Regions from separate parts of the Homo sapiens genome. Here region 2 is linked to region 1. A link is a contact called in ENCODE Hi-C or POLR2A ChIA-PET data. All regions are on one chromosome and are shown on one strand. The core of a region is the stretch at or near the end of the contact, and the rest is flanking DNA. Distances in the headings are between cores, read along the strand shown. Region 1 overlaps TTC9 (tetratricopeptide repeat domain 9). Region 2 overlaps MAP3K9 (mitogen-activated protein kinase kinase kinase 9).

Evidence for each region. A loop is a pair of places that touch in the nucleus more often than their neighbours do. ChIA-PET counts read pairs that join two places held with the same protein, here RNA polymerase II (POLR2A).
Region 2: a loop to region 1 is called in a map of astrocyte of the cerebellum, with 4 times the contacts of the local background. The contact joins two enhancer-like sites. A Hi-C loop is called at or near these places in 3 of 168 maps with a recorded cell type or tissue (astrocyte of the cerebellum, endothelial cell of hepatic sinusoid and pancreas). POLR2A ChIA-PET finds 5 or more read pairs at or near these places in 4 of 52 experiments (OCI-LY7, WTC11, activated CD4-positive, alpha-beta T cell and 1 more).

The regions. Positions count from the first base shown.
Region 1 is chr14:70,644,488-70,649,083 of GRCh38, reverse strand. All of the region lies in intron 1 of TTC9 (tetratricopeptide repeat domain 9), which reads right to left. Among named protein-coding and RNA genes, the nearest start is that of TTC9, 4.9 kb to the right of the region's middle. Within about 2 kb of position 2,168, at least 2 of the 41 ENCODE cell types and tissues checked have a DNase peak (open chromatin) inside an H3K27ac peak, as active enhancers do.
Region 2 is chr14:70,729,543-70,734,138 of GRCh38, reverse strand. It overlaps MAP3K9 (mitogen-activated protein kinase kinase kinase 9), which reads left to right. Exons shown (of 12, transcript NM_001284230.2): 11 at 797-1,600; 12 at 3,275-4,596. The coding sequence ends at 3,759. Among named protein-coding and RNA genes, the nearest start is that of LINC01269, 33 kb to the right of the region's middle. Within about 2 kb of position 2,162, at least 2 of the 41 ENCODE cell types and tissues checked have a DNase peak (open chromatin) inside an H3K27ac peak, as active enhancers do.

The sequences.
Region 1 (4,596 bases), core at 919-3,418:
ACAGGTGAATCCATGTACCTATATAGGGTTTGGGGTCATATCCAAATCCAAAATCAAAATTCTGATTTTACAGAAATCTTGAGCTTGTTAGTACCACTTCACACTTTTGCTGGGGATATGACATTGTACGTCTGTATAAGATAGTGAGCTTTACAGTGGTAATAAATAATTCCAAGGCCATATAAATACCACAGTTAGGCTAAACTCCTTTAATCCCTGCAGCATTATCTTTGTTTTTTTTAAGTCTGGTACCATTGTCCGAGCTAGACCTTAGAGTTGCTGCTCCGTGTCTGGGCCACACTAATCATCTGGGTGAAACGGAAAATTTTGTTCCAAATATGGACATCTGCCTTCCCAAAGGGGCTTAGGAAATCTCTAGTTGGTTGATTGAAACATTCAGTTTTCATCCTAGCTGTTTGGAGTAGGCACAGTCTGGTGGTGAAAGAGAACAGCTGTGAGGAGAGGATTTCCTTATAGTGAATCTGGAGGTCACCCACAACCAGTGAAAGCTCTGGGAGCTGCTTTTGGCTGCTCCACATCTTGGCCTTCCTGTCTGCTTTGCAGATGAATTTCCTTGCCTTGGAGGGGGCACTCCCATGTATTTTGGCTGTAGGGACTCTGATTTCAAGATGTCCTAAAGAGTTCCTGGCTAAAAGCCACCTGACTTATTTCCCTTGGAGGTGGACTAAGGAGCTTCCAAATCCACTTTAGGAACTCAGCCCAGTGTCTAAATTTGTAATGTTCTTCCCAGTACCTTCCTTGAAAGCATTCTGCAAGTTTCAATTCTCACTTTCTTCCTTGGAAGAAGGTATTACAAGCCCCATTTACTTGACCCTTAAGATTTATTGGTCAAGGTGCTACCTAAGGAACAGCCCCAGGTCAACAACAGCTTAGCCAGTCAAGCTCTCCCATCGGGATGGCAAGATCTTGGCTGAGCATCTTGACATGAGGCCTATATTCTTTTCCCTTCTTTTGACCAATCCTTACCCTAGGAATTCATCCTCTGATTGCAAGGTTACTGCTTGTCTCTAGCCCCTGACCTCCTTTTCACCACTGAGTTTTTAAATTTGTAACTCATCCATCTTTACACCAACATCTGTTGAATACCCTTTGTTCTTAGACTCTGCCTTAGAGTCTGTATCCAATTTTGTCCACCTCAGATGTATCCATCCAGCCATCTTCTGGTGTCCCATTGAGGGCTGGCTTCAAGGGTGGGCAACTTGTGCTGTTGCATAGAGCCCCACACTCAGAAGGAACCTGTACTTCATTTAATACTCTGCTATTGCCTTCTTGAAATTCTTAGTCACTTTATCTTTAAACTTGTGTTTTGTTTAAGTGAAGTCTGATGGGACAACACAGCATGAGCAGGGACAGAGGAGATGGGCACAATACCACTCTCTGCTGCCCCATTTGCATATAGCATTCACAATGCCCCAGGAGCAAAGAATTCTAGGAGCCCCATGATGCGTGAGAGTTCATCAAGACTTAATTATGCCCATAACTAAATGAATATGCTGCCAGTCCCAAAGGGCCATTCTTTCCATTCAAACTAGAAATGGCTTCAAACATGGACAAAAAAAAATGTTCTCAGAAACACAAATAATCTAGGAACCCTATCATATCCTTTCCTACCTATGTTGCTTTCCCATATTAGCCAACCACTCATGCTGAAAATGATGACACAGAAGGAAAGGGTAGGGTCACGTGTATTCCCTTTTCCTTTCCTGGCTCATCTGAAAGCCTGGTGGAAAGTGCACATATGAAGTATGCATATAAAGTACACATATAAAAAAGTGAAATAAAAATAGTTTAGTTTATTTGGTGCAGCATTTCCACTGTTCTAGTAAGAATAAATACATATGCATGTATGAGCTACAGAAGTATAAATTGTATAATTTTTATAATTCCTCATATAAGTAAAGTGTTCCTATAAGTTCATTTAAAACTGGCACCACACATCATAAAGAATAGTAAAATCTATGCTAATAATTAAATTTTAAAATTTTTTATTTGCAATGACATCAAATAGCAAATGCAAAACACCATGTCAAGTCAAGAGAAAGAGAGAACAAAAGAAAGAGAAAAGCTTTATCTTTCAGGATCTTTAGCGACACTTCCTCCCTGCCTTTTCAACAAAGAGTCCTACATTTCATTTCATGCTGGGCCCTGCAAATTATGTGGCTGGCTCTGATCCCATGGCTTTAAGACGTGTCCACAAGCACTGAAAAGCAAAGCTTGTTTCAAACCAGCACCATCCCAGGCATTTCCCAGTGTGACTTCCTTCTAGGCCTTGCCACATCCCTATCCCAAGGCTTCAATTGGGATCAATGGATATTAGCTGCCCCTTTGGTAAGATCAACAAAAATCTCCTAAACATAGCTCTGAGTAGATGGGAAAATGGAGGTAAAGTAAAATGGCAGGGGCTTATCCAAGGTCACAAGGTATCCCAGGGACAGAGGCACAAGCTCCTAGCCTTCAGGTCCAATGCCATGGTTTGTTGATTTCCATCTCTACTGCTGGCATTCGAGCCTTGAACATCATTTGAAAATACCAACAAAGTTATTGTGTGTTGTATCCCTTTGATCACACTTCTGCTAGGGCCACCACAGCCCCACAGGAACAGATGTAGGGCAAAAGACTCTGCCCTTCAAAGGGTTCTACACTGAACATTCCAAGGCCCCAGGGGAGTCCTGTGTCTTGTTCAATGTCAAGAAGAGTCCATCAACAGGCCAATACATGCTTCCTTTGTAGCCTCTGTAAAGATCAGATTCCTATGTCTCCCCAGGAAGGTCAGGATATCTTTTCTAATCATTGTATCAGGATCATTCAAAATTCCGTAGAAACAGAACGATCCCTACCTATTTCTTTGAATTTCCTGGAAAACAAGATACGCAAAAATTACACCCAGGGGCCCAGCACAACTGGCCAGATCTCTTCCAACCAAAAGGAAATCCCAGCCAGAAGAGACCACAACCTGGTGCCCTTTGCAAATTGCCTGCACACCCTTCATGCGTCCCCTCAAGTCATCCAAATAGGTTTTTAGACCGACATCTCTTAGCACATTCTAGCTGTCCTCTTGCTATTCTTTTGGAGGCTTCCATGTGGAGTACAAGGGTTCACTGAGCCTAGATGTATTCCAGAAGCCTCATAACCACCTCTTGTTTGGAGCAGCGATGCCCTTAGCAACACAGCTTAATTTTCCAGGTACTTCTGGGCTAGTAGTCCAACTTCCTCCTAAAACCCAGTCCTGTCTCTCTATGCACAGCTTTGTGTAGAAGGAGGATGGATCCTTGATTAAATATATTCAGACTCCCCCAGAACCTGGAGCTTGTTGGGCTACTCAGCTGGTGCTGCAGACCTGGTCGAAGGGTCAGTGGCCTTTCTTCCAGAATAAACCTCCAGTTGCTGGTCTCCTTCCTTTTAGCAGGCACACAGGGGAAAAGATATCTCATGGGCCATGCTGCACTGTTCTGGCTCTAACAGCAATACCAGTGATCATCTTTCCTTCCTTTCTAGCCAATGAGAAGTATAAATACACATGTAAAACTTTTCTGTTGCTATTTAAAATAATCTTCATGAAAATATTTTCATGAAATGTGAAAATGCTTCTGACATAAATAACTGGGATTAAAAGCAGGATACCTGATTGTATACACAGGAGGACCTCAGCTTTGTAAACTGTTTACATTTATTCACAGAAAAAAATACAGGAAGGAAATACACCACAGTGGGTTTCTAACTGGATTAGAGGTAATTGTGTATTTTCTTCTTTAAACGTTTTAGTGTTTTACAAAAGAAAATACATATTAGAGGCATTGATTATTTTGTAATCTGACAAGAAAGGATACTTTCCTATTAGCTGGGACTTCTGAAATAGTCATCACTGATTTTATACATAGCCCTGAAGGAAACAAACATAAGGCTTCCACTTCTCCCCAGAGTGACTTTTTTATTTTTTATTTTTTATTTTTTGAGACAGAGTCTCGTTCTGTCGCCCAGGCTGGAGTACAGTGGCACGATCTCGGCTCACTGCAAGCTCCGCCTCCCGGGTTTATGCCATTCTCCTGCCTCAGCCTCCCCAGTAACTGGGACTACAGGTGCCCGCCACCACACCCGGCTAATTTTTTGTATTTTTAGTAGAGACGGGGTTTCACCGTGTTAGCCAGGATGGTCTCGATCTCCTGACCTCGTGATCCGCCCGCCTCGGCCTCCCAAAGTGCTGGGATTACAGAAGTGAGCCACCGCACCCAGCCCCAGAGTGACTTTTAAGTTGAACCATCCTCCTAGCTGAATTTTGGCTTTGACAAAATTGCTTTGCTTATAATCACTCTTTTCGTTCTTTTGTGAGACTTGACATTTGGAAATAGCCCGTTAGAGCCTTGAATCAAAGTATTCTATTTCTTTCTCCTGGTTACCAGGCCTGAGATCTCCCAAAGGAATTTCCAAAGTGCAAGGCTTTGGAGCCCACCTGAAATTGGGCTCAAGTGAGACAGAGGCCCAGAGGATGCTGACTTTGTGCATCAAAGTATGATGACAAGAACATTGCCTTTGGAGAAGAATGGCTCCGGAGCCTTGAGCTTTTTCTCTGCAAAACTG
Region 2 (4,596 bases), core at 913-3,412, 85 kb before region 1:
ATTGTCTCACACAGTTACAAAGGCAAAGTCCCATGACAGGCCGTCTGCAAGCTGGAGAATGAGAAAAGCCTGTAGTATGGCTCCCAGGGAAGACAGTAGAGTGGCTCAATCCCAGTTTGAAAGCCTTAACACCAGGGAAACCAGCAGTGCAGCTCCCAGTCTGAGGCCTGAGAGCCTCCGAAAGGCCTCAGTTACAAGTCTGAGAGTCCAAAGGCTGAAGAACCTGGACTCTGATTTCCAAGGGCAAGAGGAGAAAAAGTGTCCCTCTCCAGAAGGGAGAAACAGAGAGAGGAAGCTCAGCAAACTGAGCATCCCCCTTTTTCTGCCTGCTTTGTTCTAGCCTTGCTGGCAGCCAGTTGGGTGGTGCCCATCGACATTGAAGGTGGGTCTTCCTCTCCCTGCCCCCTGACTCCCATCTTAGTCTCCCCTGGAAACAGCCTCACAGACACACCCAGCAACTGTGCTTCACCAGCCATGCAGGCATCCCTCAGTCCAGTCAAGTGGATACCCAAGTCACTATCACAGATCCCTTATGAAAGAAATGGCAAATTAGCGGATCTTTTATTCTGCTCTAAGGAAATGGGCTCTGGAATGGAGAGTGGTTTCCCTGTGTTGGGGGGTGGATAAAGCCCCCTTGGTTCAGTGTTCAATTCCATGTCCTGCTCATCACACCATTGAACCTTTGTGTCCCTGAGACTGAGACAGGAGGCCTGGGGTGAGGGGAAAGGGCCAGATTCTTATTCCTGCCACCTCATTTCCATTTCCTGTTTCTCTTCCACTCTTGTCATCTTCACAGAGGATGAGGACAGTGAAGGCCCAGGGAGTGGAGAGAGTCGCCTACAGCATTCACCCAGCCAGTCCTACCTCTGTATCCCATTCCCTCGTGGAGAGGATGGCGATGGCCCCTCCAGTGATGGAATCCATGAGGAGCCCACCCCAGTCAACTCGGCCACGAGTACCCCTCAGCTGACGCCAACCAACAGCCTCAAGCGGGGCGGTGCCCACCACCGCCGCTGCGAGGTGGCTCTGCTCGGCTGTGGGGCTGTTCTGGCAGCCACAGGCCTAGGGTTTGACTTGCTGGAAGCTGGCAAGTGCCAGCTGCTTCCCCTGGAGGAGCCTGAGCCACCAGCCCGGGAGGAGAAGAAAAGACGGGAGGGTCTTTTTCAGAGGTCCAGCCGTCCTCGTCGGAGCACCAGCCCCCCATCCCGAAAGCTTTTCAAGAAGGAGGAGCCCATGCTGTTGCTAGGAGACCCCTCTGCCTCCCTGACGCTGCTCTCCCTCTCCTCCATCTCCGAGTGCAACTCCACACGCTCCCTGCTGCGCTCCGACAGCGATGAAATTGTCGTGTATGAGATGCCAGTCAGCCCAGTCGAGGCCCCTCCCCTGAGTCCATGTACCCACAACCCCCTGGTCAATGTCCGAGTAGAGCGCTTCAAACGAGATCCTAACCAATCTCTGACTCCCACCCATGTCACCCTCACCACCCCCTCGCAGCCCAGCAGTCACCGGCGGACTCCTTCTGATGGGGCCCTTAAGCCAGAGACTCTCCTAGCCAGCAGGAGCCCCTCCAGCAATGGGTTGAGCCCCAGTCCTGGAGCAGGTGAGTCTTCTTCCTCTTTTCTCTTTCCTTTCTTTGTGCCTCCTCAGGGAGTGAAGATGTTTGCAGGCCTCATTTTCTCTTTCCACTTCGGGATTTGAGTGAACACCATTCCTCCTCTTAGCCAATCAAGAAATACAGATCTGGGATCAGGGAGGCAGCCAGGGCTGGCTGACTTTTCTCTGACCTGTGCCTCAGGGGTCTTCCCTGAGGATTGAAAGAAGACAGGCAGGTTCTAGGAAGAATCAGAAGACCTGGGACTCCTTTGGAATGTCCAGACCCTGAGTCTTAGGGTAGGGTAGTGTTTTCAGGGCACAGGAAGGGCAGGAGTCTAGCTTCTAGTTATTCCCTGAGGAGGATGATGCATTTTCCAGGAAGGAATCTTGCACTGCATGTGGGAGCAGTATTTTCTGCCACATAGCTGGGATTTTGCCTCTCATTATAGCATTAGTTCACACACACTCAGAAGGCAGGCTTCCACCCATTCATCACACTCTTCAACACTCACCCCTGACTCATACCTGCCTCTTCAGGCGTGGAGATGAGTCCAGGCAAATTGCTATCCCCGTGCATATGACTGCCCTCGACATCTGACACCTGGGGACACACACTCTTTCCTGTCACCATCTCTTTCCTGTCACCATCTCTTTCTCCCTGGAAGACCTAAGTCTGACTTGGAAACAGCCTCTAATCCAGTAGGAAAAGGGGGCATAGTAATACCCTTTCAATGAGATTTAAGTGTCAACAACAGTTGTATTTAACTGTTTGGCTTGACCTGCCCTCCTGTTTTTTGTTATACTCAGATATGTGACCTCTTTGGGAACAGAAACCCTACATTACTCACCTTTGGACTTCTGATACCTAGCTCTGTTCCCGTCACATGTTTATTACATGGATGAGCAGTAAATGAACAGACATGCCCTTGAGTCAGGAGGCAGCAAGCTTTTTTGGTGAAGGGCCAGATAGTAAATATTTTAGGCTTTGTAGGCCGTACAGTTTCTGTTGTAACTAAACTACGCTGCCGTAGTGGGAAAGCAGACACTGGATGTGGCTGTGTTTCAATAAAATGTTATTGTATACCTTTTTTTCTTTTTTTTGAGACAAAGTTTCTGTCACCCAGGCTGGAGTGCAGTGGTGTGATCACAGCTCACTGCAGCCTCAACCTCCTGGGCTCAAGTGATCCTCTTGCCTCAGCCTCCCAAGTAGCTGGGACTACAGGCATGGACCATCATGCCTGGCTAATTTTGCAAAAAAATTTTGTAGAGATGGGGTTTCATCATGTTGCCCAAGCTGTTCTTGAACTCCTGGGGTTAAGTGATCCTCCTGCCTTGGCCTCCCAAAGTGCTGGGATTATAGGCATGAGCCACTGTACTCCACCTAAAACCTTGTTTATAAACACAGGTGGCCAGCTTGTGTGTCATTTGCCAACATCTGCCTTCAGTTATTTCATTACATGTGACCCCCAAATGTCCTATTATTCTTATCAGATACAGGGATCATGGCATTCTAGGTCACTACTGTATCCCCAGTGCCTCCCAGTAGGTGCTCCACAAACATTTGGTGATTCATGTTCTCCTGATTGCGTAGGGATATGGTGGTGTTGGGGGGGAGTAGCGGATATCTAACCCCGAAATATGGTGCCTCATCTGATGCTTCTCCTTTTGTCTTTTTGACCAGGAATGTTGAAAACCCCCAGTCCCAGCCGAGACCCAGGTGAATTCCCCCGTCTCCCTGACCCCAATGTGGTCTTCCCCCCAACCCCAAGGCGCTGGAACACTCAGCAGGACTCTACCTTGGAGAGACCCAAGACTCTGGAGTTTCTGCCTCGGCCGCGTCCTTCTGCCAACCGGCAACGGCTGGACCCTTGGTGGTTTGTGTCCCCCAGCCATGCCCGCAGCACCTCCCCAGCCAACAGCTCCAGCACAGAGACGCCCAGCAACCTGGACTCCTGCTTTGCTAGCAGTAGCAGCACTGTAGAGGAGCGGCCTGGACTTCCAGCCCTGCTCCCGTTCCAGGCAGGGCCGCTGCCCCCGACTGAGCGGACGCTCCTGGACCTGGATGCAGAGGGGCAGAGTCAGGACAGCACCGTGCCGCTGTGCAGAGCGGAACTGAACACACACAGGCCTGCCCCTTATGAGATCCAGCAGGAGTTCTGGTCTTAGCACGAAAAGGATTGGGGCGGGCAAGGGGGACAGCCAGCGGAGATGAGGGGAGCTGGCGGGCACAGCCCTTTCTCAGGGTTGGACCCCCTGAGATCCAGCCCTACTTCTTGCACTGATAATGCACTTTGAAGATGGAAGGGATGGAAACAGGGCCACTTCAGAGGGTCTCCTGCCCTGCAGGGCCTTTCTACCCGTGTCCACTGGAGGGGCTGTGGCCATCAGCTCTGGCTGTGTAGGGGAGGAAGGGGTGCATGCATGTCCCCCACCCTCCACAGTCTTCCTTGCCTTTAGAGTGACCCTGCAGAGTCACTCAGCCAAATCTGTCTGCTGCTCCCTCTCCTCAGCCAGTTGGGTGTGCGCAGAGCTGTCATAGGGTCCCTTTGTCAGCCCCGAGTTCAGCTTCCCAAACACCAGTGTTGGATATTCTGTGATTGATTTTGGTCCTCCTCCGCTGTCCCCCAACACCCAGGAATGGGAATCTGGCTTGGTTCGAGATAGGAGCTTTTCTGTGTCCTAAGCCCTTTCATGCTAGCAGGAAGACTGAAAGCAAGGTGGCCCAGTGTGGGGTCATAGGGCTTGATAGACCTGGCACTGCCTATCTGCACTTCCAGGTGCCCCACCTATTTATCTGAGCCCACAGGTGGAAAGGGGAACTGCCTCAGTGAGAACGGGGGGACGGGGATGTTAGGAAAAATACAGTAAAGTTGCAATGAAGAGGTTCATGAAGTATGTCCTTGTTCTTTTTGGAAACTCTCGGCAAAGGGCAAACCAGCAAGTATTGAGGGTACCCATCTAGCTACTTGGGGTCAGGACCTCGTCAGACCAGGTTCGGATACA